Linked DNA regions of Homo sapiens: region 1 is linked to region 2. Evidence: chromatin contacts called from ENCODE Hi-C or POLR2A ChIA-PET data. All regions are on one chromosome and are shown on one strand. The core of a region is the stretch at or near the end of the contact, and the rest is flanking DNA. Distances in the headings are between cores, read along the strand shown.

What was found. A loop is a pair of places that touch in the nucleus more often than their neighbours do. ChIA-PET counts read pairs that join two places held with the same protein, here RNA polymerase II (POLR2A). Pooled maps may share reads with other maps.
Region 1: a loop to region 2 is called in a pooled map, with 7 times the contacts of the local background. The contact joins the enhancer-like site here to the promoter of SCN8A in region 2. A Hi-C loop is called at or near these places in 8 of 50 pooled maps. POLR2A ChIA-PET finds 5 or more read pairs at or near these places in 2 of 52 experiments (BJ and activated T-cell).

The regions. Positions count from the first base shown.
Region 1 is chr12:51,366,511-51,371,790 of GRCh38, reverse strand. The region is part of intron 4 of GALNT6 (polypeptide N-acetylgalactosaminyltransferase 6); the gene reads left to right. Among named protein-coding and RNA genes, the nearest start is that of GALNT6, 22 kb to the left of the region's middle. RefSeq lists enhancers at 1-477, 2,316-2,465. Within about 2 kb of position 2,735, at least 7 of the 41 ENCODE cell types and tissues checked have a DNase peak (open chromatin) inside an H3K27ac peak, as active enhancers do.
Region 2 is chr12:51,588,594-51,593,978 of GRCh38, reverse strand. SCN8A (sodium voltage-gated channel alpha subunit 8) reads right to left here and starts at 2,746. Exons shown (of 27, transcript NM_001330260.2): 1 at 2,620-2,746. RefSeq lists a silencer at 2,994-3,243.

The sequences.
Region 1 (5,280 bases), core at 1,486-3,985, 220 kb after region 2:
CCCTATGAGAGTGAGTCTAAGGGCATTTGATACCATGGGGGAGGAGACCGCGTGCTGAGCTGGGGAGCTTTTTCTTCCCCACCTCTGAGTCAGAACCAGGGCACAGACCTCATTCCTGAGTGGCTAGGTCAGCAGCCAGGGTTCCCTCCCTGTCTGGCACACTCCACCAGCTTAACTAAATTAGAGGGAAAAAAAAGAAGAATGCAGGGCAATGGGTTAGTGAGTGAGTAATTAGGGAGCTCTTTTCACCGGAGTAGCCAGGAAAGACTACTCTTAGTACTCCCTGCAAAGGGAGCAGCCAACACAGAGGCCTGAGGCTTGACTTGTTAATGAGGCAGAAAGAAGACAGTGTGGCTTAAACAAAGTAAGCCAGGGAGCAGAAAGAGTGCTGGTGGAGTGGGTGTAAGGAGCCGGGCCCATGGCTCATGCCTGTTAATTCCAGCACTTTGAGAGGCCGAGGCAAGAGAACCCTTGAGGTCAGGAGTTTGGGACCAGCCTGGCCAACATGGAGAAACCCCGTCTCTACTAAAAATACAAAAATTAGCCAGGCATGGTGGTGGGCACCTGTAATCCCAGCTACTCAGGAGGCTGAGGCAGAAGAATTGCTTGAACCCCGGAGGCGGAGGTTGCAGTGAGCTGAGATCACACCATTGCACTCCAGCCTGGGCGACAAGAGCAAAACTCCATCTCAAATAATAATAATAATAATAATAATAATAATAATAATAATAATAATTTTTTAAAAGGCTAGCGGGACCAAATTGTGAGACCTCCGTAAGCCACCGACAGTGTTTGGATTTTTCATGTGTGTATGTAGTAAAAGGCACGACATAAAACGTATCATCTTCACGGTTTCAGTCCACAGTTTATTGATTTTAAATGCATTCACATTATTGTGCAACCATCTCCGGAACTTTTTTTTTTCCCTTTTTTAATAAGATGGGGTCTCACCATGTTGACCAGGCTGGTCTGGAACTCCCAGCCTCCCAAAGTGCTAGGATTACATGCGTGAGTCACCACAACCAGCCAATAACTTATTTTTTGTCATCCCAAACTGAAATTCTGTACCTATTAAACATGAATTCTCCACGCTGTCCTCCCCACAACCCCTGGCAACCACCCTTCTACTTTCTGTCTCTATGAATTTGATTATCATAAGTGGAATCATACAGTATTTGTCCTTTTGTGACTGGCTTATTTCACTTAGCATAATGCCTTCAAGATTCATCCATGTTGTAACATTTGTCAGAATTTACTTTATTTTTTTTGAGATGGAGTTCGTTCTTGTTGCCCATTGGCGCAATCTTGGCTCACCGCAACCTCCACCTCCTGGGTTCAAGTGATTCTCCTGCCTCGGCCTCCCGAGTAGTTGGGATTACAGGCACGTGCTGGCTAATTCTGAATTTTTAGTAGAGACAGGGTTTCTCCGTGTTGGTCAGGCTGGTCTCGAACTCCTGACCTCAGGTGATCCACCCACCTTGGCCTCCCAAAGTGCTGAGATTACAGGCGTGAGCCACCAAACCCGGCCCAGAATTTACTTTTTAAGGCTGAATACTATTCTATTGTATGTATACACCACATTTTGTTTGTCCGTTCATTCGCTGATGGACACTGAGGCTGTTTCTGCCTTTGGCTATCGTGACTAATGCTGCTGTGAACATTGGTGTGCAAATATCCAAGTCTCTGCTTTCAGCTCTTCAGGGTATATGCCCAAAAGTGGAATTGCTGGATCATATGGTAATTCTGTCTTTAGTTTTTTTTAAGGAACCATCATACCTTTCCATAAGGAAACACCATGGATTTGTTTTTAAATACAATTTGAAGCCGCTGTAGTGACATGATCTGATTTATGATTTTTAGAGAGAATTTTACTTCTCACAGTAGCTGCCGTGTCAAGAATAGATTGAGGAGAGTGGTATAGAAGGCAGAAAAGCAGTGACTGTGGGGATGAGAGAGAGAGCTGGCAGTACCTGCAGATGTGCTGATTGTGGAAGGGGACAGCAGGGGGGATTCTAGCATGACTTCCAGGTTAGAGCAGCTGGAGGGATGCTGGCACCGTGTACTGACGTGAGGGAGACTGGGGGGCAGATTTGCAGGGGAAATTCAGAGCCTGTTTTGGGCATATGTTGAATTTTCCATTTTGTTCCACATCCAAGTGAAGATGGCAAGGTCAGGAAGGAATCCCTGGGAGCCATCTGCATGATACTTCAGATCATGGAACTGAGTGCGGTGTCTGTGTTGGCATCCCAGGGGTCTTGTGGACTTGAGTTGTGAGGAGTGAAGCTGGTTGGGGTGGTGGGGTGTTGAACCTAAGTTGGAAGGCTGTCACGGCGGGGACATGAGTGTGTGGCTGGGCTCACCGGTACAGCTATGCTCAGCTCCAGTCTCCTCAGTTCTGGGTCTGTCCAGTAGGTCTGGGGGTGGAACAGGTGGAGTATCACGAGGGGCATTGCTTAGGGGAGTTGTCTCCCCAGAAGGGCTTGAGGCCAGAGGCTGGAAGCCTCTCAGGCTGAGAATCCCTGGGTCTGGCCTCACCAGACTGGAAGGAAGGCGTGGGAGAAGGGCTTTGTAGTGCTCGGGGCCCCCCCTGAGGTTCACAGCTCAGTGCTTCACTGTCTCTCACCACAAAACCCACTTCCTATGATGTTTTGTCCGTGGGTTATCTCCACTACCGTGAACTTCCTGTGCGCAGAGCTGGGCAAGCTCTCGGGGAAACACAGCAGCCATGCTGAGGAGCCTGGGCTTCCTCCCTCCTTCCTGTCAGGGCCAGCACCCGGGGCTGCAGGTGCACTATGAGTCTCAAAGGGCAGGACCCAGACCAGGCCCCTCCCTTCCCAGAACAGCATCTGGCACCTGGCAGCACATTGACAGACATTTGTGGAGTGAGTGCTGGGCTGAGGCTGCTGCATGAGGCTGATTTTGATTCCTGAGGTCCTGGCCCCCAGAGATAAGAGGCCTCATTCCTGGAGTTAAGTAAGATACAGCCCCCTCCTCAGATGACTGCCTGAAGAATCCATTCATAAATGAGCGCCATGTCATAATCACCTCACCTGTCTGTCCAGTAGGATTGAAGAAGGAAAAAGTGGGCGGGGCGTAGTGGCTCACGCCTGTAATTCCAACTCTTTGGGAGGCCGAGGCGGGCAGATCACTTGAGGTCAGGAATTCGAGACCAGCCTGGCCAACATGGTGAAGCCCCATCTTCACAAAAAATACAAAAAATTAGCGGGGCGTGGTGGCAGGTGCCAATAATCTCAGCTACTTGGGAGGCTGAAGCAGGATAATTGCTTGAACCCAGGAGGTGGAGGTTGTGGTGAGTCGAGATTGCACCACTGCACTCCAGCCTGGGCGACAGAGTAAGACTCTGTCTCCAAAAAAAAGAAGAAAAAAAAAAAAAACATGGAAAAAAAAAGAAGGAAAAAGCTGAAATTCCAAATTATAGAGACTTTCCTTCTCCTAGGCGCCACTCTCCAGGACAGTGACTAAAGAACAGCTTCAACAAACCCCTTTCTCTCCCTTTCCCTCCCGGGATCTCACACACAGGGAAATGGCAAGGCCTTGGGTGACTGCGAGAGGAAGCAGAGACCACCTTGAAACTCGGGTGCATTAAGTCCTTGGCCTTCTCATCTTAATCTGCTCCAGAATAAAAAAATTTAAAAAAAAAAGTCCGTGGCCTCACTGGTGGTCAAGAGACCACCTTGAAACTCAGGTGCATTAAGTCCTTGGCCTTCTGATCTTAATCTGCTCCAGAATTAAAAAATTAAAAAAAAAAAAAATTCCATGGCCTCACTTCCCCTGGAGGGAGAAGGTGGGGAGTCCTCACATGCAGACTGGCTAGGATCCTGCTGCTGCCCTTTGTGCTTCTGCCACCCTGGGCTAGTCACTTTGAGTCTTACTTTCCCCATCTATAAACACTGGGGACAATACTCCCTGTTTCATAGAGTTGTTAACTATCATAGAGAAGATTAAATAAAGAAGTCACCATGAAGACACCTACCTCACCCACACCGGCACACACTCCAGCTCAGTGCTGGGTTATTGTGTGCGTGCATTTGTGGGAGATCAATTGCATGCAACCCCCTAAGCTGCTTAATTTCAGGACCTGCCGTTTGTAGAATGCTGCATTCAGAGCAAGGCCCAAGCTCTGGGCTGATCCCACAGTCCAAAAGGAAAAGGACACACAATTGTCACATCTGTCCCCCACATCTGAAACTGCAGGCAACTCCATTCTGCACAGAACAGAACCGTGGCAGAGATAAACCAAAATGGCAGTTAGTAAAACATAGTAAGGTTTGGAATTCGGTATGTTTCAAGATGGACTGCTTCAGAATAGAGCTATTCTTCGTTTGTTTTTTGTTTTGAGACAAGTCTTGCTATGTCACTCAGGTTGGAGTGCAGTGGCATGATCTCAGCTCACTGCAACCTCCACCTCCTGGGTTCAAGCAGTTCTCCTGCCTCAGCCTCCCGAGTAGCTGGGTTTACAGGTGTGCGCCACCACACCTGGCTAATTTTTGTTTGTTTGTTTTTGGTTTTTTTGAGACGGAGTTTCGCTCTTGTTGCCCAGGCTGGAGTGCAATGGTGCAATCTCGGCTCACTGCAACCTCTGCCTCCCAAGTTCAAACGATTCACCTGCCTCAGCCTCCCGAGTAGCTGGGATTACAAGCATGCGTGCCCAGCTAATTTTGTATTTTCAGTAGAGACAGGGTTTCTCCATGTTGGTCAGGCTGGTCTCGAACTCCCAACCTCAGGTGATCCACCTGCCTCCGCCTCCCAAAGTACTGGGATTACAGCCATGAGCCAGCGCGTCTGGCCTAATTTTTGTATTTTTAATAGTGGCAGGGTCTCACCATGTTGGCCAGGCTGGTCTCAAATTCCTTGGCTCAAGTGATCCATCTGCCTTGGCCTCCCAAAGTGCTGGGATTACAGGAGTGAGCCACCGTGCCCAGCCAGAATAGAGCTATTGTTAATGCTCTGAGGATTTCAGACTAAATTACAGGGCCATGAACTAAAACTCTTCTTTGAAAGGAGCTGGAGGTCTCAGTAGAGACATCTTCCCTTCAAAAAGCTTTCCCCGCTCCTCAAATCCAGGAGATTTGGCCCTTCTTTGGGACCCACACCCCAGCACTACCTCTGTTAGATCATGGATCACCTGCCCTGGAATTGCCTGTTTCCTGGTCAGCCTTGCTTCTGGGTGGTTTGTTCCTTAGGACAAATGGTCAAGCCGGCTGGGCTCGCCACTGTGCCTGGTCCGTGGTAGGTGCTTGGTGCAAGTATTTTCTTAAT
Region 2 (5,385 bases), core at 1,497-3,996:
ATTTAGCCAGCTATCGGATTACTTCCTGTGGAGACCAAGAATATTAACAGTTGCTTGCTATTTGAAATGACTGAAGTGTGCTGAAATAATGCAGTCAGCAAAATGTCACTTATGGCTTACATATGGATCTGTTGCAGCCTGTAAAACATTGTCTCCATGAGGGACAGCCAAAATGAAGAGTTATGTGGGAGTAATAAAATATGATAACTAGGCCTCAACCTCAAGTACAAACCCAGCTGCGCATGTACATACACATCCACGAGAAAGCCTGCTGATAATAAAAAGCAAAAAAAAACTCAATCATGTCCAGTGTGTGTGCACTTCGCCGCAGAACTGGTCGGGGAACTGTCCTTTCAGCACCACAGCAAGAAACCTGAATACAAGCCTAAACACAGGCAACCCAAAGCTGGACCAGGAGAAAAAATTCTTAAGGGTCCTACAAGGAAAGCAACAGCAACCGTATGGTTGTTTTTAAGGATGCAGTATTCCACTTGATTATCCTTTATTAATTTAAAACAAAATCCTCCAAAGATTTTGATAAAAGTTGACAAAACCCCAAATGAAAACCAAAGCTGCTCAAACTGAAGCCAAGAAACCAATAACTGATCTGCACCATTATGAACTGCTTTGCAATACCCACCACCAGCTCTACTCAGAAACACAACACATTTACATATACCCTGAATCAGATGTTCAGAGAACACGGAACATGCTTGCAGCCCTCTCCAGGGAGGACCTCAATTTCTAGGACAGGGAATGCGTGCTGAACACCAAAGGATCACTACCCACAACCACCACCTCACCAACCAGCAACCAAATCCTCTTTCAGGGAGAAATGAAGGCCTTATGGGTCATGAGCTCCAAAGAAAAATGCTGCAGTATTTCAAGAACCAGGTTACATGTAATGTGCTATAAAGCTTTCAGCATTTTAAGTCTGATTCCCCCAAGATTCCTACCAGGATGGTACCGTGTGGTAATGTTATCCAGCCATTTGCATCACAAATCAAAAAAAAAATTTTTTTTGAGAAAAGAATAAAAGCACAACATCCCCCCCTCCACATCTTCTAATGCACGTGGAGAAAAGAGAAGTGCAGAGGGATTTTGAGACAGTGAAAAACCTACCACACCCGAAATCTCCATTGGAAAGCTAAAACATCCCCCAGCCCTAACACACTGCTACCTCTCTCTAAAGGCTCTCCAGGTTCAAACTTGGGAAAACAGTTATAAAAAGCACTCTCCCCCTTTACCCCCATGGCCCCCACCCACACTTCCTGCTTCCATCCCTGACTCTCTGGTGCCCACTGTGCATAAAAAGCAGTTTTCCTTGTGTGGCAGAGCTTGCTCCATGCTAATTATTTCTCCCTCCCCCTGACTTTAGCCAGATGCAATCCAAAGTTTCTTCTACCCTCCCCCCAAACAGATGACATCCATTTATTATGAACGCTGATGCAGAACCTTGGAATCTCCGGACATAAAATGTATTCCCTCATGCTTCAAAAACTGCAGTGTAAGTGAGGAAGAGGGCATAGGGTGGAGTAGTCGGATGGAATGCATGGTTTGAAGAATCCTATTTATCGGGCTGAAAAATGGTTCCCATTCCATCCCAACTCGAAGCTGGGGCCCCTGAAAGGGTCTGACAGTCCTGGCTAACCCCTGGAAAGTTAGCCAAGTCTCCACCGGTGGTTGTTGCTGGCAATGGAGGGGATGGAGCTGAGCTCTCAGGAGAAACTGCAGAGGCTTTGCGGTGCCCCAAGGTACCAAGTGAGAACTAGAGAGGAGGGTCCAAGCCCACGGAGCTGGGCAAACAGTCCTGTACCCCAACGCTAACAAGAAGCCAAGGGTGCTGCTGCTGATGGTAAGGTGGGGGAGGGAGAGGAGAGGAACAAGCTCTGCATCGGGTGGCGTGGGGGTGGGGGGTGGGGGTGGGGGTGGGATGGGGGAAGGGGATATTCTCAAAGTGATGTGCTTCCAAATGCAGGAATCCTCGCCTGCCGAGGAAGGTCCCGGGAGCCCCCATCACAACTCCAGAGCACCCTGTTGGGAGGGGGACGAACGCATCCGAGTAAAGGACAGAGGGAGTCGGGAGTGCTGGCTGCGGGAAGAACCCAGGAGCCCTTGGCTTCTGCAGTTTTTAGCAGTGTGAAGCCGGCTGAGGGAGAAGGATGCAGTAAGACATGGGGGAGGGGGAGGGCTGAGGGGCTGCTGTAGGAAGATCCCGACAGCGCTGCCCTTCCCAGTGCAAGCCGGCTAGGGGCCCCAACTCTGCCCGGCACTGAGGGAGGGATGGAGGGCTGCACCGCGGAAGGGGCACCAAGGACGGGCCGTGTCCCTCACTGTAGCCGAGACGGAGAAAGCAGGGTGTCCGGGGTGGGGACTGGTGGTCCTCAGTTCTCTTAAGAGACCCCCGGTACACACAGTAGAAGGAAGCAAGAGTTCCAAACACCTGTCCAAAACAAGGAGAGCAGAGCCCCAGCTCCACGGCCCCTGGAGCCCCGCCGCGCACTCTGCGGCAAAGCCCCTGACTGGAGATGGGCGAGCCCCGCTCAAGGGTCCCGAGGCGAGAAGGGAAACCCGGAGGGCAGGAAGCAGCGCTAGGGCGGGGGCTCTGGGGCGACTTACGGCAGCGGCGGCGGCGAGGGAGGCAGCGGCGGCCCTAACGCGGGGCCCGGGAGGCGCGGCCGGACTGCAAAGGCGCCGAGGATGCGGCGGGCGGGACTGCGGTGGGCGCCATCTTGGAGCGCTCCCCGCGCCCGCCCCCCGCACCGCCCGAGTCCTTGCATAATTGATGACTCGCGCCCGCCGCGCGCCACCGCGCGCGCGCCCCTACTGCCGGGCCCCCCGCCCGCCCCGCCCCCGCGCCTACCCCTCCGCGCGCGCCCCCTGCCCGGGCCGGCCCCGGCCCGCAAGCGCCGCTGCCACCGCCCCCGCCCCCTCCCTGCGCTTCGCGCCCGCCCGCCCGCGCCCCCGCGGCCCACCTACCCCTGCAGGGCGCGCCCGCTCGCCCGCTCGCCTGCAGCGCGCCGCCCGCCCGCAGGCTCTCAGACTCGCGTCTCCGCGCCGCCGGGAGCGGATCAGGGGCAAGAGGGAACAGGGCGCCGGCAGGGGGCGCCGCGCGGGAGCGCCAGCGAGCGTCCCCGGGCCCGCCTCCACTACGCCCCCGCCGAGCCGCCGGGAGGGGCCGCGGGCTGAGGACCGGGACCCGCCGCGAGACGCTGGCTGGCTGCTCGCCAGCGCCGGGCGGCGAGACCCGAAAGCTGTCGTGGTGACCCGCGTGCTCTGTGGCCCGCGTCAGTGCCAAGTCTTACCTTTCTCCTGCCCCCCAACAGTGCCGCGCTCAGTGAAGTTTCTGACATCCAAAAGCGCAGGGAACTCAATTTACAGGATCTTGGGCCCACTGAAAAAACGAGAAGTCAATCAGCGGCAGGTGGAGGCTCGTGTTTCAGCCCACAGGGACCTGCTGCCAGGAGCGGGGAGGCGCTGCCTCCCTGACAGCCCCCAGGCCACCTCAGTCTTTCCGATCCTCAGTCTGTCCATCTGTAAAGTAGGCATGAGCATTTCGACCGCTCACTCCACCCTCGCGAGGATCTAGGTAATGAGTGCCAGAGCTCTTGGCACTTTACTGTGTCTCTCCTCTACTTAATATTTTCCTACCACCAATCACAAGAGGGAAAAAGGGTGTAACAACCTCTCCAAACCTCAGTGTTCTCGTCTGTAAAAGGAAACAGTCACAGTAGCAACCTTATAAACTTCTTGTTTGTACTAACGGGGAGCATGCACTTCACACATTGCTAACACAGCCAGGCACATGGTATGCTTATCACATAATGTGCCCTCTACAATACATTTAAAATTAGCTTTACTGGGGTATATTTGCGTGTGTTTAGATTGTACAATTTTGAGTTATGTGTGCACTCATGAAACCATCACCACCAAGGTAATGAACACACCCATCACCTCCAAAAATTTCTCCGTGTGCTTCTTTGTAATCACTCCCTGCATCGCTCGCCCCCACACACCCTCTCCAGGCAACCACTGATCTTCTTTCTATTACTGTACATTGGTTTGCATTTTCCGGAATTTTAAATAAATGGAATCATACAGTACAAACTCTCTTTTTTGTATGGCTTCTTCCACTCGGCATAATCGTTTTGAGATTATTCAGTCGTTGCCTATCAAGAGTTCTTTTTTACTGCTTAGTAGTATTCTTTATGGGGATACACCACAATGTGTTTATCCAGTCACCTGTTGATGACATTTAGGTTATTTCCAATGTTTGTCCGTTACGAACAAAGCTGTTATGAGCTTTCGTGTGCAGGTCTTTGTATGGATATATATGCTTTCGTTTCTCGTGGGTATAAATATCTAGGAATGGAATAACTGAGTCCTGTCTTAGGTGTATATTTAACATATTAAGAAAGGGCCAAACTGCCTTCCAAAGTGGTTGTGCCTTTCCATTCCTACTAGCAGCACATGAATTTCAGTTGTTCTACATCCTCACCAACATTTGGAGTGATCAGTCTTTTTAATTTTAGCCATTTGAATAGATGTGTAGTTTTATCTCGCTGTGGGTCTGTCGTCCATTTCACTAGTGACTAAAGATGTTGAACATCTTTTCATGGACTTGTCATCTGTAAATCCTCCTGGCGAAGTGTCTCTTCAAGTCTTTAGCCTATTTAAAAATTGGTGGGGTTTTTTCTTGTTAATTGAGTTTTACGAGTTGTTTATATATCCTGGCTGGGCTCAGTGACGCATGCCTGGTGTCCCAGCTACTCTGGACACTGAGCAGGAATAATTGCTTAAACCTAGGATTTCAAGTCCAGCATGGACAACACAGGAGACTCTGATTCTAAAATTTTTTTAAAAAAATTAAAGAGTTGTTTATATATTGTGGATACAAATCTTCTGTCAGACATGTGATTGGCAAATATTGTTTCCCAGTTTAGGCTTATCTTTTTATTCTTTTTACTCTCTTAACAGTGTTTTTCCAAAAGCAGAGGTTCTTCAGCCAGTTGTCCTGGTGCACACTTGTAGTCCCAGCTACTCGGGAGGCTCGGGCAAGAGGATCTCCTGAGGCCAGAAGTTGGAGGCTATAATGTGTTATAATTGGGCCTGTGAATAGCTGCTGCACTCAAGCCTGGCCAACATAGCCAGAACCTGTCTCTTAAAAAAAAAAAAATTAGACCTTCTTAATTTTTATGAAGTTCAGTTTATTATTTTTTCTTCTATGAATCATGCTTTTAATGTCATGTCTAATAAGTTTTTGCCCAACACAAGGCCCCAAATATTTTATCCTATGTTTCCTTCTGGAAATTTTATAGTTCTAGAGTTTACATTTAGGTTTATAATCCATTTTGAATTGATTTTTGTATGTGGTATGAAATGTAG